Linked DNA regions of Homo sapiens: region 2 is linked to region 1. The links are chromatin contacts, found by Hi-C in ENCODE. All regions are on one chromosome and are shown on one strand. The core of a region is the stretch at or near the end of the contact, and the rest is flanking DNA. Distances in the headings are between cores, read along the strand shown.

Region 1 (3,210 bases), core at 626-3,125:
TTCTCTTTTCAGTTGTTATTTGACGTTACTAGTCTTGCTGTCAATGCATCTCAGTCCTTGGATTCCAGATTGTTATTCTATATCCATCTGCTCTGTCCTGATTGTCAGTGAAAAGTGTTGCTCTTCGCCTGGTGGGACATCAAAACTCTGACAATCTTTGGCTCTTCATTCAGAGATGGGTGGTGCGTGCAAAAGGGTACAGGTTTCTTGGTTATACATTTAGGATACCTTACAAATTTTCCAAAGACTAACATTAACCTCTGGTTAGGGGTAAACGACAAAGTGGCACAACGAAGAAGAAGGAGAAGGAGAAGAGAATTTCAGTAGTTAGTATTTTCAGTTCTGGACCTGGACCTAAGGAAAAACACTGCCAAGTTAGTATATCAATACACACAAGTATCTCCTGAACTATTTTTTTGTTTGTTTGTTTTTGGAGGGAAAGGGAGCTTGGCAATTGCTTGTAGGTACTGATATTAAAATGTTGCAAATACATGGAGGTTCCTTGGTGCTCGCAAAATAACCATGACATGTAAAACAAGCAAAGAACTACCTAGTTTACTAAAGTCTTAAACCCTAACTCATAGATGTCCTAGTATAAAATAGCACTATGGATGCTAAAACCAATGTCTTAGAGTAGTCAAATACTAAAGATACACTTGTTGATACTATACTAAACTGTATTTTAAACCTTATTTTTAGGTCACGCATAGCACTAATAAAACAGTGAATAAGCACCATAAGAGCATGTCAAAATGTAGGAGGAAGGCCACAACTAAACTTCATAGTAAAACCTACCACCATGTGATTAAACACGACACCAAAAAGTTTTTAGCTAGTTTTCTATTTATATCCCTAGATATCTTTGGGATAGGGCCAAAGAAATGAGTTCATAGAAAGGTATAAAGGCCATTTTAAGTCCTGGTTTTGGGTGTGTCAATGTTTGTTGCAGCAGCAGAAGGAAGGCTGAAACAGAAAGTTGTGTCATAAATGGAACAAATACTGTTTAACAATTTTTTTTTGTCTTAAAAACAGCAAAACCCACCATCTTCCTGGAGTCTGCGTTGTTCTCTTCCAGAATAGATGTTGAGCTTTTAAACAAACCTGCAGTAGAAGCAAGCCCTCTCCAGGAAATCCCAATCTCTTTCCAAACAGGGACAGCAAAGGTTCTCTCTGTTGTGGCTGTTTTTCCCTCTCTTCTGGGAATTGGTTTGCCTTCTGAGAGCATCCCAGGAAGGGGAGGTGCGCCCCAAATTGGCGAGGCTCTGCCAAATACCAAAGGCTCTTCTTTGGAAGAAGACTCCTCCTTTGGACGTGAGGCGCCCCTACCAGAGCGCCCGCGTACAGAAACGGAAACCACTAGCTGCGCTGAAGTGAGTCAAGTGATGAAATCAAGACTACACGGGAAGGAAGCTCACGAAACCTAACTGGTGACAGAAGCTGCTGAACCCTGCCCGAAGAAACCACATGAGCCAGCAGTTGCTGCCCTCCCGAAGTGGTCCTCGGAGGCAGCGCACCCCTTCATTTTGGCGAACCGAGGAGGAAGGGAGGAACCGTGTGGGGGAAATCTAGAACTTCTGGTTCCCCAAGGACCCAGCAGACTGTGTTCTGGCTACAAGGTGATCACTGCCACCAGGTCAGTGCAGGATTCCTCCAATGTAGATGGGCCGGGAGCCACAACTTGCGCGGAGCAGCAGCCTCGCCGACCACTCAGAGAGAAGCCGCGCGACAGCCAGGCTTGGCCCGGACGGCGCCCCCACCCTGCGCGCGCGATCCAAGGTTCTCACCTGGAGCGCTCAGGTAGGGCTGGGGCGGGGCGGGAGGCTGGCGCGCAGGCGCGGAAGTGGGGCCTCGCCCCTGCCGACGTCGCAGGCTGGAGCTCACCTGGGAGACTCCAAGTGGAAGCCGAGCCTCGGTTCTGCCTCTCCAGGCAACGCGGGAGGCCCAGCGGGAAGGCAGGAGGCGGCGGCGGAGGAGGAGCTCTACTGAGCCGCAACTGTGGCGACAGCAACCGGAGTCGCAGCCGCCGCCACCTGCACCTGGCGCCTAGCCCACGTCCAGCGCCTGCCCGGCCGCCGCTTCCCGCCACCCTGCCCTGCCCACCCGCCAGGTAAGCCGGCGGCAGGCGGAGGGAGACGCGGTACCCCTGGGCTGCGTTAGAGCAGGCGGGAGGACGGCCGCAGGGGTTCACGTGTTGGGGACAGGGCTACGGTCCAGGTGGCCGGTTGGAGACGGTCTCGAGAGCAGTGTGTCGGTTGCCCCTGGAGAGATCCCGAAAGGGGCGCCCTGGGCCAAGGGGCAGGTGGCGCCTCGGGGGGGAGCCCGGTCACACCCTCTCGCCCACGGTGCCCCCGCCAGTCCCTATGGGGCGGCCCCTGAGGAGCTGGACGGAGACCAAAGACCTGGTGGCCCCGGACTTGCCCTTGGGAGGGTCGCAGCGTGGGGACCCTGAGAGGGAGGGCCCGGCGGGAGGCGGGCGCGCTTCCACTCCGGCTAGCAGGTTGCCTGTCTCCTCCAGCCTCTCTGCCCGAGAGGACATCCCGCGACAGCGAAAGACATGGCTTTGCCAGGCAACTTTCCTAGCCGGGGACCCCAAACAGTTCTAGGCTGCAAACCGCGGCCGCCGAGCCATTTAAATGGTTTCCGAGTGGTTTGGAAAGGGCTCTGTGGCCGGGACGCGGACACCCCTCTCTCTCTGTTTCGACTCTGCACTTTTCCGGGTGCGCTCTCCAGGCCAGAGTTGGGCCCACTTTCCTGATCAATGGAGAAGAGTTCTTTTCTTCCGTGGCGGGAAGAAATCCAACTGCCACGCACCAACCACTCACCATCTCGTTAGAGGACCTGTTGACTTAAGGACCTGCATATCGCGGCTATGGTTTGCCTGTGGCATATGACTCAAAGGTTCAAAAAAACATTGTTTCAGGATCCTGCCACGTCTAAGCTTGGGTGTGCCAGGCCCAGATTCCTTTCCCTGCCTAATTAGGCTTTTCTGAAGCCTAAGAATTGAGGGTGAAACTGGCGCTTACCTTAGACTTTTATTTCCTTCTCTTTCCAACTCATCAAAGAAACTATTTCTGTTTTAAGAACCCCATCGAGTTACCAATATTTCCGATTCTTGAAAACGTTAACATAACTTGCTATAGAAGTTACACTACATAATGAAGACATTTACAGTCAAATTCTATAGCTAAAAAATATTAAAGTGACAGCATT
Region 2 (3,282 bases), core at 482-2,981, 800 kb after region 1:
TGTCTCTCTCCCCTCCCCCGTCTCACCTCTCTCTCACAAGAGATTTTATTATCATCCAATGTCGTTCAGGAAGAGGATCATTTATTGCGTACTTTTTACAAGTTCAGCACTGTGCTAGCCTCTGTGGGGATTCCCAAAACAGGAAGTAGACAGGTGCCATAGGATGCGCAGAAGGAAGCGCTGGTGTAGGTGTGGTCCACAGATGACTGGAAGGGAAACGGAGCTTGCATTGGTGTCATTACCAACAGGTTTGTGATATGTATACATTTCTGGATGCAGTATGGTTAAACAGGCGCATTTAAAAGAGCCCCCACCCCAGAGGGTGAAAATATAGACCAAAAAAAAAGTTCATTAAAAAGCAAATTTTCACTAGTGGCTCTGTAACTATGAATTTACATTTTAAATTTCCTGATAACTTTTCAACCACAAAGATTGAGAGCCTGGCCAAATTATTTGGTTCTCTGCCCAAAGATTGGTAATAGAGTCACGTAGAATATTTTTTTCTCCTCTTTAAAGATGAATCAGAGGATGCTGGGTTTCACTGAACATTTCTGAAGATTTTCCACATCACAAAGCCCTCCAGGCACAGCTCAGCATTTTGTAGAACAGCGTTAAATCTTAAAAGAAGTAAAATGCTGCCCTCTCGTGGCGGATATACAAAACTGATGAAAACAGTATTCCTTCCTGTTATTGAAAAGCAGCCAAGTCCAAAGCAGAGAGCAGTATTTAGATTTTAAATGAGTTTGCAAATAAAAAGACTAGAGTACCTTAATATGACGTGAGTAAACCTTTCAGGAAATAAAATTTTAAATCAGATCAGATCAAAGTGTTCCAAAATGGGGCTTAATACTGTAATTACCACCATGACTCTGCATATATGCAGATTTTCCCCCAAGGAGTTCAAACTTTGACTCAAAATCCAGTAATCTTGAATCCTGGTCTAATCCTTACCATCTAAAGAAAGCACACTTAGAGTAATTGTTCAATAGAAAATTTATCAGGTCCTTCCTCATCCTGCCCCCAGCCAGATGTGTTCTCTTCCTGCTCTGAATTCCAATAAGACATAATGCTACATGTATATGGGTCTCTTTTTCTGTCGGCACGTAATAGTTTTAGAACCTTTGTGGCCTCTAAGATAGGCATGACACGTGGTGCATGCTTAAGAAATGTTTGAATAAATGAATGAATAAATAAATAGGAATTAAATGAATAAATGTATAGCTATGATAAATATTCCCTATTTCCCTTATTTAAGCAAAAAAAAATTACTATTTGTTATGCAAATACCAATGCCTGCAAGTCTTGTTGCACTGGCTCAGAGGCCATGCAACATATCTTTGAAAACAGTCAGGAAGGCAAGAGTGGCTCCAAATCAAGCCTGGGTGCATTGCTGTACTTTGTGGACATCAGGAATGGGCACTCTGGCTCTGCCTACTCCTGGATAGGCCCTACAAGGATTATACAGATTCTGACACATAAAAGCAAGGGAGAAGAATACCTGAGAAGCAGATTAAGGCAGGGTTCCTCACCCCACTGCCCACAGGAAATTCTCTTCAGTGGGCCACAGAGCTAAATGTACAAGCCAAATGCTTCCTGAAAGGTTGGTGCAGATGTAGTAAACAATAGCCTATGTAAGCACCACTGAACCACATCAGTCTAGAAGTTTCTGTTTCTGATTCAGGCACTGTTCCCAGGTCAGGTGCTCTGTGAGTGCTAGCTGGGAGTGGTGGTGTTGGTGGTGGTTGAGATATAACAACACATAGCAATATTAGATGCCTATTAAGTTCAGGCTCTGAATGACTCCTGCTTGCCCTTGGACAAGCAAGCTGGGAATGTGTGAATGTCAGCAGTGGGTATTTATACTTGGCTCCAAACTTCTCCAGACAAGTTCTTACTTGTTCCCCTCCACCAGTGGTTGCTTGAGCCTTTCTGCTGTTTAGCCTCATTCCTTTAAGCTGTGAACCCAGACTCCTCTTTTGAGTCCTTTTATGGATAACTTGATTCAGTCACAATGCAACAGACTCCAGGACAACTTTTTTTTTCTCTATCTCTGGCTCCCAGAACCACAGCATAAATTTAAAAAAAAAAAAAAAGGACTCCCTTCTGTGCACTTCTTGGGCACTGTGACAGCTGAAGGACAAGCCTGCCTTTCAGCCAGGATTCCATTTCCCTAGAGAATATTAGGTATTGGATGAGATAGGAGATGAGAGGTAAAAATGAACAGTGGCACACACACACACACACACACACACACACACACATGCTTCTAATTGCCAAACTTCTCTAAAGGATGCTTGAGACCTGTCCCACTTTCTTTAGCATTTACTAATTCCTTGACTTCCTCTGACCACAATACCCAGGCCTCTCTCTTATGGAGCTCTAGTGGCCCCCCTTGCTGAACATCATGGTCTTCTCTCAGTTCTTATTCTCTTTGACATCTTGCCAACATCTGACTTTTCTGACATCCTCAATTGCCTGTTCCTGGAACAGTCTTCTGATTTTCCTCCCAGGACTAATCACAAGTTAGTAAGAATCCAAGCAACTTTTATTTCTTTCATTGATTTATTTATTTTTTGAGACAGAGTCTTGCTCTGTTGCTCAGGCTGCAGTGCAGTGGTGTGATCATGACTCACTGCAGCCTCAAATTCCTGGGCTCCAGCAATCCTGCCATCTCAGCCTCCCAAGTAGCTGGGACTATGGGTATGTGCCACCATACCCAACTTTTTTTTTTCTTTTTTTTTTTTTGGTAGAGGCAGGGTCTTAATATGTTGCCTAGGTTGGTCTCAAACTCCTGGGCTCAATCAGTCCTCCCACCTCAGCTTCCCAAAGCACTGGGATTACAGATGTGACCACCACACACAGCCCATTTCTTTTAAAGCGTCCCAACATTTCCATATGTTTTAAATATTTATTGCTTCTAAATTAAAAGTTTAATACATATTCACAAAATATAGAGACATGATCTCATTTAGAGATCCAAATGTGAAGCTTGTGTGACTGTGAAGGCCCGCTGTGATGGGGCCATTGTAATAGGTTTCTCTTACCTCTCTACCTGGCTTTCACATCTCCTTCAATAACTTGCTTCCTCTTCTTGCTGCAAGACTGGGTCCTCAATCCCAATCTCTCTCCACTTACTTCCCCTTTGCCTACCAATCCTGCCTTCTAGCACCAGATGGTTTTTTGTTGTTGTTGTTTTTTGTTTTTTAAGATAGAGCTTCACTCTTTTGCCCAGGCTGGAGTGAAGTGGTGCGATCTCAGCTCACTGCAACCTCCACCCCCCAG

The links. A loop is a pair of places that touch in the nucleus more often than their neighbours do. Pooled maps may share reads with other maps.
Region 2: a pooled map shows a loop between it and region 1 (9-fold over the local background). The contact joins the enhancer-like site here to the promoter of GALNT3 in region 1. A Hi-C loop is called at or near these places in 7 of 50 pooled maps.

The regions. Positions count from the first base shown.
Region 1 is chr2:165,792,912-165,796,121 of GRCh38, reverse strand. GALNT3 (polypeptide N-acetylgalactosaminyltransferase 3) reads left to right here and starts at 1,875. Exons shown (of 11, transcript NM_004482.4): 1 at 1,875-2,107. LOC124906086 reads right to left here and starts at 2,536. Exons shown (of 6, transcript XM_047446887.1): 1 at 2,330-2,536; 2 at 1,785-2,203; 3 at 1,043-1,322. The coding sequence starts at 2,536. RefSeq lists silencers at 1,933-2,082, 2,153-2,242 and enhancers at 1,313-2,218, 2,219-3,125.
Region 2 is chr2:164,990,385-164,993,666 of GRCh38, reverse strand. No RefSeq gene overlaps it. Among named protein-coding and RNA genes, the nearest start is that of SLC38A11, 37 kb to the right of the region's middle. Within about 2 kb of position 1,731, at least 7 of the 41 ENCODE cell types and tissues checked have a DNase peak (open chromatin) inside an H3K27ac peak, as active enhancers do.